3 separate regions of the Mus musculus genome follow, and regions 1 and 2 are each linked to region 3. The links are chromatin contacts, found by Hi-C or POLR2A ChIA-PET in ENCODE. All regions are on one chromosome and are shown on one strand. The core of a region is the stretch at or near the end of the contact, and the rest is flanking DNA. Distances in the headings are between cores, read along the strand shown.

Region 1 (3,148 bases), core at 632-3,131, 250 kb after region 3:
CCATGATTAGATGATGCTGCTTGGACTTTGGCTGGTGGCGAATCAACTTTCAAGGCACAGAATACCCACACCATTTCTCTTTCCCCAATGCTTCTGGGCTGCTGCGTCCACTCTAGCATGCACTTGGTCTATTCCTCAAGTATCAGGTGTGGCAGTTCTTCAGTATAACTTTAAAGGAAAATCAACTGAAAACTCCATGCAAGGGAATCGCCACTGCCTCCAGGAAGTTCTCATGTGACTATCCAGCACCAGGGGGCGAGCTGGCTGGGCACCTGGGGGCTGGCACAGCAGCACCAGGAGAGCAGGCTGGCTGGGCACCTGGGGGCTGGCACAGCAGCACCAGGGGATCGAGCTGGCTGGGCACCTGGGGGCTGGCACAGGAGCTTGGAGCAGCTGCTCAGTGCCCGTTAGGTACTCAGGATTCTCTTTAGGTTACTCTCCTAGAAAATTAGGAAAATAATGACATGTATGTGACAGATTAAGAATGGAAAATGGATGGTTTCTTAAGTTGAGAAACTCACCTGGAATTAAACAGAAATATGAGTAAAAAGAGAAAATAGAAAAAAACAAACAAACAACAAAACAAAACCACTACTAGACCCAGAAAAGGAAGCGGACTTCTACAAGAGAGCCTCACAGACTCTACTGATCAAATGTAGCGCGGCTTTGTAAACAAGGCCCCAGGGCCTTGCGTGAGGACCAGCTCCCAACAGCAGGCCCTTCTCTTCTGCTTTGTTCAGCCTCATAAAACAGCTTGGTGGTTCATTTAGTGTCTTCAGAAGTGGTGAACGACTGCAGGTTAGTCGCAGGCACTGGTTAAGCCAGCCTTGCAAGTATGGACAAGGGGTAACATAACTATCACCAGGACCAGTCCATTCCCTTCAAGAGAGCTTGCACATGTATCTCTAGGCTTCTTATCCCAGAGCCAAGTCAGCTGATAGAATTAACCTGGTGGCAGATGCTGTCCTAAACCACAGTAGCTGATTAAACTGTTTAATGTTTAGACTTTAATAGGAGGAGGCACTTTGGGCTTGATTGAAGACAAATGGGAAGGCTGGGTGGCAAGCAAGCCAAACTGGTCTATTTAGGAGCATAAAAGACACAGAACCTCTTTTGTGTTCCCACAAAGCATGAGCCCAGATTGATAAACATGCACACCCAGGCTTCATATGCAGATCTAACTGGTAGATCTAGAGAAGAAAGCAAAAACACCCAGAGGTGGTCATCAAGTCTTGAGAAGTTAAACACTTTTCATACCCAACACTTCATTTTACTTTGGAATATCAGAAAAATAAGAGTTAACAACTCACATGGGATTTCCAATAGAGAAAAAAAGAAGTCATATCAAATCAAATCTTTAGGGTCTCGATAGATCGGTCGGTGTTTGCAGTACAAGCACAAGGACCTGCATTTGATTCTCAGGAGCCATGCTGAAAAGCCGGGCAGGGCAGTGAGCACTTAGAACCTCAACCCTGGTAACATAAAGAGAGATAGAGACTTGCCTAGCATACTGCAATACCCTTATCCATGCAAGAGTTTACAAAACACCACCAGCACTAGAGCACAGCAGAGGACCTGTCTAGCTCTTCTCCAAGGCTCAAATAGGCAGATAGGAAGAAAACAGACCTTGGAACAACTCTGAACAGAAGAAGGAGAAGGACTATCCGACTCTGCCAGGTAAGAATTACAGAGATATGTATGGCCTCAGCAACTGAGAGGAACTAGGAAAAAAGAGCTACAGAATTCAGGATTTTTACACAGGGAGCCACAAGTTGGAAAGGGCTCTTCCCAAGACTGAATTATTACCAGCCATGACAAATGGGCATTTTCCACTTACAGTGCTAAGGGAAGGAGACTCAGATCCTATTACTAAAAGTGACTACTGGAGAACTTAGGGGCCGAGAAAGATGTGAGGCTACTACAAGTCAATGCGCCGGGGCTGCACCATTCTCAAGCGCTTGCCATGGGCTTCTAGGCTGTCCTGCTCCCATTACAGTGCATGGAGATGACATCAACAAAGCCATGCAGTGAACAAGCTACTGCCAAGCCAAGATCTCACTCAGTATCAGCAATACGTAAAGCTCCAAAGCCCAATGACAAGGATGTGTGCGAGACGTTCAAAGCTTCTCAATATAAAATTAACTGCTAGTCAAGGGGAAAGTTTTGAGGACTCTTAATAAAAATTTTTGAGTGGTACCTAAGTTTAGGTTTAGAGCACTCTGCCAATAATCTTAAACTGGAGACTTGCAACATCTGCCAGTTACGCCTAGTGAGACTGACACCAGCACCATCAGGACCTCCCAGGGCCCATTTGGAAATGACTTATATTCTGAAAACTTGTATTTGGTGCTCTGGTCATCACTGCTTCCCATGCTAACATTCAGCCACACACACACACACACAAACACACATGTACACATACACACATACTACATGGGGCAACCTAACATTCATCCACAAAAGCATGTTCTGAAATAGACTCTAGATCAATCAAAACTTCAGGGTGACCCCTTTAGCCACACTTAAATGAAGCCTAAAGCATTCAGTGGACATTAAGACTGTCCTGTAGATCATAGAAACATAATGTTAAAGGTCACATCACCTCTGGCCTCTAGAATATCAAACAATTTTCTTCACTGTGATGCAAAGACTCAAAACACATGTAGCAAAGTCTCACTTGCATACAGGACTCAAAATATCCCTGCAGCACATATTCCAAGCCATTTCCTAATATGCAAACAGGTTTTTAAAAACAGGAAGACATTGGCACTATTCCTATTTTCTGCAGATGCTAATAGCATTTTATTCCTGTGCAGCAGTTCCAATTTAAATGTGTCACTATAGCATGTTCCTATAGTTATTTGTATTAAGTGTTTGGGCTTTTTCTTGTTGTAGAATAAATAAATGTTGAATTTTGAGTATTTTAAGTCCGAAAATCATAACAATCTCCCAGCAAGAGGGGGCTGTCCTGAACAAGTGCCTCACCTGACAGCACATAAAGGACGCTGCTGTTAAGACTGTCTCTGATACCAAAACACAAGGGGGAAGCTTAGGTGGTAATGTGTCTGTACCAACCCAGTGGTCTTCGGAACCCTTGAAGTTCCTCACAGAACCCAGAAAGCTGCTAAGGAAAGGGTTGGGCTCACTG
Region 2 (3,300 bases), core at 651-3,150, 200 kb after region 3:
TTATACTAGAAATAGGGTCTCTTGTAGCCCTGACTGACCTTAAACTCAGAGCATAGTCAAGCATGACCGAGAATTCTTTGTCTTTCTGCCTCTGCCCATTAAGTGCTGGGATTAAAGGGATCTAATGTCATGCCAACTCTCTAAATACTTCTAATGCATATTTGGGAAGTGTGTGTGTGTGTGTATGTGTGTGTGTGTGTGTGTGTGTGTGTGTGTGTGTGTGTGTGTGTGTGTGTTTCAGATATGCTTAAGGATTAGTCTAAATAGTGAGCTTACTCTCACTAACCAGTTTTATTTACACACACACACACACACACACACACACCAACACCATGGTTCTGGTGTCTTTGTCTTGAAAAGAGCTTATATTATGCTCTGAAGAGTAATATCAGTGGCCCATCTCTGTAATCGCAGCCCTCAGAAGCTAAGTATGAGACCCAATAGTCTGTGCCTAGGCTATATAGCAAGCAAGACTCTTTCAGAATAAAAGTGGGGAGGGTTGGTCTTTCAATTCCCTGTCATGCCAACTCTCTAAATACTTCTAATGCATATTTGGGAAGTGTGTGTGTGTGTGTATGTGTGTGTGTGTGTGTGTGTGTGTGTGTGTGTGTGTGTGTGTGTGTGTGTGTTTCAGATATGCTTAAGGATTAGTCTAAATAGTGAGCTTACTCTCACTAACCAGTTTTATTTACACACACACACACACACACACACACACCAACACCATGGTTCTGGTGTCTTTGTCTTGAAAAGAGCTTATATTATGCTCTGAAGAGTAATATCAGTGGCCCATCTCTGTAATCGCAGCCCTCAGAAGCTAAGTATGAGACCCAATAGTCTGTGCCTAGGCTATATAGCAAGCAAGACTCTTTCAGAATAAAAGTGGGGAGGGTTGGTCTTTCAATTCCCTTAAGTGTGATCTGGTTTGAAGTATCATCTAGCCCACTGGCTAGTTCCTCCCTCCAGGGACACTCCTCCAAAGATTTCTGCTACTTGTGGCTTGGGAAGAACCTGGAAAACAATCACATAAAGTCACACTTCCCATACTGCATCAAGGCAGCCTGGAGCACTAGAGGCATCGCAGCCCATTCTGAGCTTTCAAAGAAAGCACACCAGTTCCCAGCCATGAGTGGTCACTGTGCAAATGACTAGCCGTGAAGCTCAGGGCACCTAGGCTGGATCCTGAGTGCCTTCCAATGCACTGTATCTTCAGTTGGTGGGGATGTGTGGAGGCTGTGTTTTAAATAAAAGTGCCCTGTGAAAAGCTCAGTGAGGTGCAAGGAATGAGAGATGGTGCCTCGTGGTTTGGGAGTTTCCTTCAGTATCCAACAAATTTACACACCCTATTAGTAATTGTAAGTTCTTTCGTCATGAAATATTATATTCATTGCGAATTCTTGGAACACTTAACAAGTTTATCAGGATGTAAATAATTGTTAAGCTTTAATCTCTTCATAAATAAAACTGGTATCTTGGCGTAAGAATTTTTTTTTAAAATAAACCCCTAAATGAGGCAACACAAACCCAGAAAGTTTGGGAGCCGCGAGCTTAGGGCTTTCGTAACTTCTGTGTATCTCCTCTAAGCTTTGGGTGAAGGACTCCAGGGCTGATGCTGAGCTAAAGCATGGGTGTGGCCTGACAGTAATGTTACTCAGAACCTGTTCCTGGCGGGGGGAGGGGGGGGGGAGCTTGTGCCTAGCGGGTGTGTGCAGGTACACATGCATGTGGAGGGCAGGGGACAACCTCTGGAGCCATCCTCCCTGATTTTAGAGACAGGGTCTCTCACTGGGACTTAGGACTTGCTGATTGGGCAAAGACACAAGGATCTGCCCGCCCAGCTCTGGGATTACAAGTGTGTGCCACCATACCTGGCTTTTGTATAGACGCTGACGGTTGAACTCAGGTCCTTGGGCATGCGCAGTAGGCAGTTTTGGACTGAACCATCTCCCCGGTCCCCAGAATCTGTTCATACTCCTGCTTTGTAAGTGTAGTTGCTGCAAGAGTGAAGACTGAAGTGTGGACACTATACCCCTCCTTAGAATTGGGAACAAAACACCCATGGAAGGAGTTACAGAGACAAAGTTTGGAGCTGAGATGAAAGGATGGACCATGTAGAGACTGCCATATCCAGGGATCCACCCCGTAATCAGCATCCAAACGCTGACACCATTGCATACACTAGCAAGATTTTATCGAAAGGACCCAGATGTAGCTGTCTCTTGTGAGACTATGCCGGGGCCTAGCAAACACAGAAGTGGATGCTCACAGTCAGCTAATGGATGGATCACAGGGCTCCCAATGGAGGAGCTAGAGAAAGAACCCAAGGAGCTAAAGGGATCTGCAACCCTATAGGTGGAACAACATTATGAACTAACCAGTACCCCGGAGCTCTTGACTCTAGCTGCATATGTATCAAAATATGGCCTAGTCGGCCATCACTGGAAAGAGAGGCCCATTGGACACGCAAACTTTATATGCCCCAGTACAGGGGAATGCCAGGGCCAAAAAGGGGGAGTGGGTGGGTAGGGGAGTGGGGGTGGGTGGGTATGGGGGACTTTTGGTATAGCATTGGAAATGTAAATGAGCTAAATACCTAATAAAAAATGGAAAAAAAAAAACCTTCCTAGGAGGTAAGCAGGAAGCCTGACCCCCCATGTAGCTAGTTTCTTAGCATGCTGCTGTGGCTTTGAAATGAGCTGGATGCCTGCCTCTCTGGTACAGAAACAGGAAAACAAGTCTCCATTTGTAGGCCATGATTATGCTTCTGTTATCTCAAACAAGGAGTAGCCTGTTTGCCAATGGCCTGCCAGCTCCCCTTGCCAAAAAGTTAAGACCATAGAATGACTGCCCAGAACTGGGCATCATTATTGGTCAATGTCCTTCAGCTTTTAGCTGGTTGGCCAATAACCCTGGTCAGTAAACTACCTTATGGGTTTATCTTTATTTTAAAAAAAAAAAGTGTGTGCTTTGGCCATAGCAGGAAGAAACATTCCCTAAGCCTGGTCTTCCAGGGAGACATGATGGGAATTTACTGGACTAAAGTGAGCAGCTGGCCAACACTTGCTATAAAGTTTTTGAATGGTCTGAAACAATGCGGTGAGCTTCAAGTGTGCTCAAGCACCATGCTTCTGGGGAAGGTCTGAACCCCATTTCTGCATTCATCTCAAAGGGAAGATGGATTAGATGTGGAGGTATGCAGGTCTCAGTACCTGCACACCCCTGTACCCCGCAGTCTCCACTAATAGCCCCTTCACTGGCTCTTCAGCAAATGTTTCTTGTGCTAGGCCCTATGCTGGGTGG
Region 3 (3,003 bases), core at 375-2,874:
GTGCCTCTCCAACCTTGGTTTTCTTTCCTGCCAGGTCACCACCCCTCCCCCCGCCCCCCTCTCAACACAACACACTTGCAGAGTAGAATCCCTCACTCAAGACCCAGTGGAAATTTTCCATCTCCTTTATGACCATACTTAAAACACACACACTCCATTCTTTACTGACTCCACACTGGCTAAGGGCAGCCTCTTGTCCCACCCCTGCCCAGCAAACACACATTGGACCTGAGAGCTTTAAGGAGCTGGAGAAGAGAGTAGCCAGCTTCCACTTCCCCTGGAGCCCTCCAAACACTAATGTCCCCAACACTCCTCTGGATAGTGGGTTCTACTTCTTATCAAGTCCCTCTAATCAGCACAGTCTCTTTGAGACCATCACCACAAGCGATGAGACCTTTGGCAGCTTTGCTCTTTTGGTGACAAATCTGCTTTCTCCGATGATACTCACTCTCTCCCTCCTCACAAACATTCCGGGGGAAGAAAAAATATATCTTCCTGTGAATTTTCACAGCTCTATGATAAGTGATTCCCCCACAGTCACCTCAGGCCAGCTATCAACACTCTGATGCAGTTCTCCCAGGGAGGAGGGCAATCCCACAGTTTCCGCCCCCCCCCTCCCCGTTTTTTTTTCATCTCCCCCTCCCCCCTTTTCCAGCCACCCAAACTTGGCAGGCAAGAAGCTCCATTAGCACTTGCCGGGAGAGCCTGCAGCTAGGCTGAGTTTCTCAAGGAAAAGAATGAAGTTCAAGGGCGCGGGAGATAAGCAATCTTTGAAGCTAGGAGTTTTCTCTCTCGCAACTCCACCCGCACAGACTACAACTTGTAAAGTGTCGTCGAGGTCCCAGAACTTCAGTTAGCGTTCCAACTTTTCAGAATCTCTCACCCTCCTTCTCCAGCTCTTTTCCCTTCAAGGCAATGGGGAAATTTTTCTAGATATCAAGCAGGACCTCGTTCACGCTCGCCCGCCAGAGACCACTAGGCCACTGGTTGGGTTCCCTCTGCAGGGCATCTCCCCACACAGAGTCCCCGCCCAGGGAAACTGAGTCTTCCGGAGCACTTACCGATGTCGGAGTTGCAGAAGGCATCCTGGGGATGGCTGGGAGAGCATGTGCACGCTTCCGCGCCCCAGTGCCCAAGGCTCCAGCAGCTCAGGAGCACGACAAGCCCAAGCCAGGGAGTCATGGTAGCTGTTGTGGTCCGCTGCGGGGACTGCCGCTCTTTTCTTCAAAGTTGCCGAGCGCTAGCGCTGATGCTACAGTCCGAGCTCACTCGCTGGGTTTAACCGGGCACTGTGCACGGTGGGCAACGATGAGCTCCGGGGAAGTGCCTTCCAAGTAGCCCGGCGGGACAGGACTAAGTGGCCAAGGGTCGCTGGAACACGAGTCCGCGGAGCCAACGAGTGGCCTCCCGGAGAAGGATCGGGAAGCGGAGAAGCGGGAGAAGAAGATTCTTGGCGCTGGCGGCTGCCCGCTGCCCACTGTGAGCGAGAGTCCAGGGCTGCAGAGTGATATAGGGGCGCGAGGGGACCCAGCCCCTCGGGAGCTCGGGGTCCGCCCCCTCCGACCAATGGCAGCGCCGCATTACCTCATCGGCCCTCCAAAAAGGGGGCGGGGCCGGGGGGCGCGGGGCGACAGGGCGGAGCCGGCCCGGACCGTTCAGATCCTTATAGGGAATAATGCAGTTGTGGGCACGCGAGTGGGTGGGCTGGGCGCGTCCTGGGCCGGTGTGCGCTACAGCGGCGTCCCACGGCCCCTTCGCCCTACGCCCACCGCCTCTCTATGAGCCTTGGACCTAAACAAGGATTCAGTCCCAGCCACCCAGCCTTCCTGCATAATCTCTTCCAAGGGCCCCAGGTGGCCCGCACCCTGAAGTCCTTGATCACGCCTCCTGGAAAAAGTCAAGAAGGAAGCCTCAAAGAAATTTTCACCTTCTTATCTTTCCTAGAGAGAGCAGGGAGTAAGAGGAAACCGCTGGACATCAGCTTCCCTCACCTCCCACCCCCAACACACACACACACACACACACACACACACACACACACACACACACCTCTGCCTTTGTGGGATGGCTGTGGTAATTGCCATTGGGGGTAAATGGATCTGTGGAATTATTCAACAGACCCTGTTCTGGACGTCAAGCAAGCCCTTGCAACCAGGGCGATTGTGCTAGTATGATGAGGAAACTAGAATAGTTGGAGACCTAGGTTAGAATGACTAAGAGGGCGTTGTTTTCTGTGGGACAGTAAAAGATGTGACATCATGCCAGAAGAACATCAATCACAAAGGCCTGGGTCTTCTTTGAAGGAAAGAATATAGGGAAAGGGGGAGTATGATAGCTGGTCTCCCTGGTGGCAGACAGCAATCCTTCCTTCTGCAAGGAACATTTGAGGTAAAGCAATCAGTACGTGGAATAAAACCAGTTCTTAGAGAAAACCACCTATAGAGCAATATTGGTAACATTATTACCAACCCATTTTAAATAACATCTTAATTGGGGTGTGTGTGTGTGTGTGTGTGCTCATGCTGTTTTTTGAGACATAGTCTTACTATGTAGCCCAGGCTGACCTTGAACTCAAGATCTTCCTGAGTCAGGCTTCTGTTAGAGTTACAGATGTGCAGCGTCATACCTGGCCTATGCTCTCTTTTTAAAAGCAGGATTCCATACTCCATCTCGTTGTGTTCACATATTCCTTCTAGTTGGGGAAAGTGAGAACAGGTGTCCTGTGTACCTTCCAGCTGAAGAAGCAGGCCCAGAAAGGGATGCTCCCACCACACTCTCTAGCTGGCTCTTCTTACCAAAAGGGATGTACATCCCTGACTCAGCATCCCTTTGACCGATAGTACTCTTTTAGAGTAATCTCTCTCCCCTCTCTCCTACCTGGTTTTGAAGGAGACCTGTGTTTTAGCTGCAGAATGCTGTAAACTTGTAACAAATGAGGAAAATCCAAGGGACTCCCTTGGGTTATCCCCAAGAGAAGAAACTTTTATGGCAGAAGCAGAAGGC

What was found. A loop is a pair of places that touch in the nucleus more often than their neighbours do. ChIA-PET counts read pairs that join two places held with the same protein, here RNA polymerase II (POLR2A).
Region 1: a loop to region 3 is called in a map of CH12.LX, with 2.4 times the contacts of the local background. The contact joins the enhancer-like site here to the promoter of Timp3 in region 3. A Hi-C loop is called at or near these places in 28 of 37 maps with a recorded cell type or tissue (CH12.LX, T-helper 1 cell, T-helper 17 cell and 8 more). POLR2A ChIA-PET finds 5 or more read pairs at or near these places in 1 of 5 experiments (Patski).
Region 2: a loop to region 3 is called in a map of v-Abl transformed pro-B cells, with 6 times the contacts of the local background. The contact joins the promoter of 4930486F22Rik here to the promoter of Timp3 in region 3. A Hi-C loop is called at or near these places in 4 of 37 maps with a recorded cell type or tissue (Patski, left cerebral cortex and v-Abl transformed pro-B cells). POLR2A ChIA-PET finds 5 or more read pairs at or near these places in 1 of 5 experiments (Patski).

The regions. Positions count from the first base shown.
Region 1 is chr10:86,048,525-86,051,672 of GRCm38, reverse strand. Syn3 (synapsin III) reads left to right here. Exons shown (of 14, transcript NM_013722.3): 14 at 1-2,927. It also overlaps a transcript of Fbxo7 not described here. Among named protein-coding and RNA genes, the nearest start is that of Gm24430, 11 kb to the right of the region's middle. Within about 2 kb of position 1,881, at least 1 of the 3 ENCODE cell types and tissues checked has a DNase peak (open chromatin) inside an H3K27ac peak, as active enhancers do; it is left cerebral cortex, where a contact is called at or near this core.
Region 2 is chr10:86,094,454-86,097,753 of GRCm38, reverse strand. 4930486F22Rik (RIKEN cDNA 4930486F22 gene) reads right to left here and starts at 1,900. Exons shown (of 3, transcript NR_038024.1): 1 at 1,869-1,900. All of the region lies in intron 7 of Syn3 (synapsin III), which reads left to right.
Region 3 is chr10:86,299,033-86,302,035 of GRCm38, reverse strand. It overlaps Timp3 (tissue inhibitor of metalloproteinase 3), which reads right to left and starts at 1,624. Exons shown (of 5, transcript NM_011595.2): 1 at 1,062-1,624. The coding sequence starts at 1,182. The region is part of intron 6 of Syn3 (synapsin III); the gene reads left to right.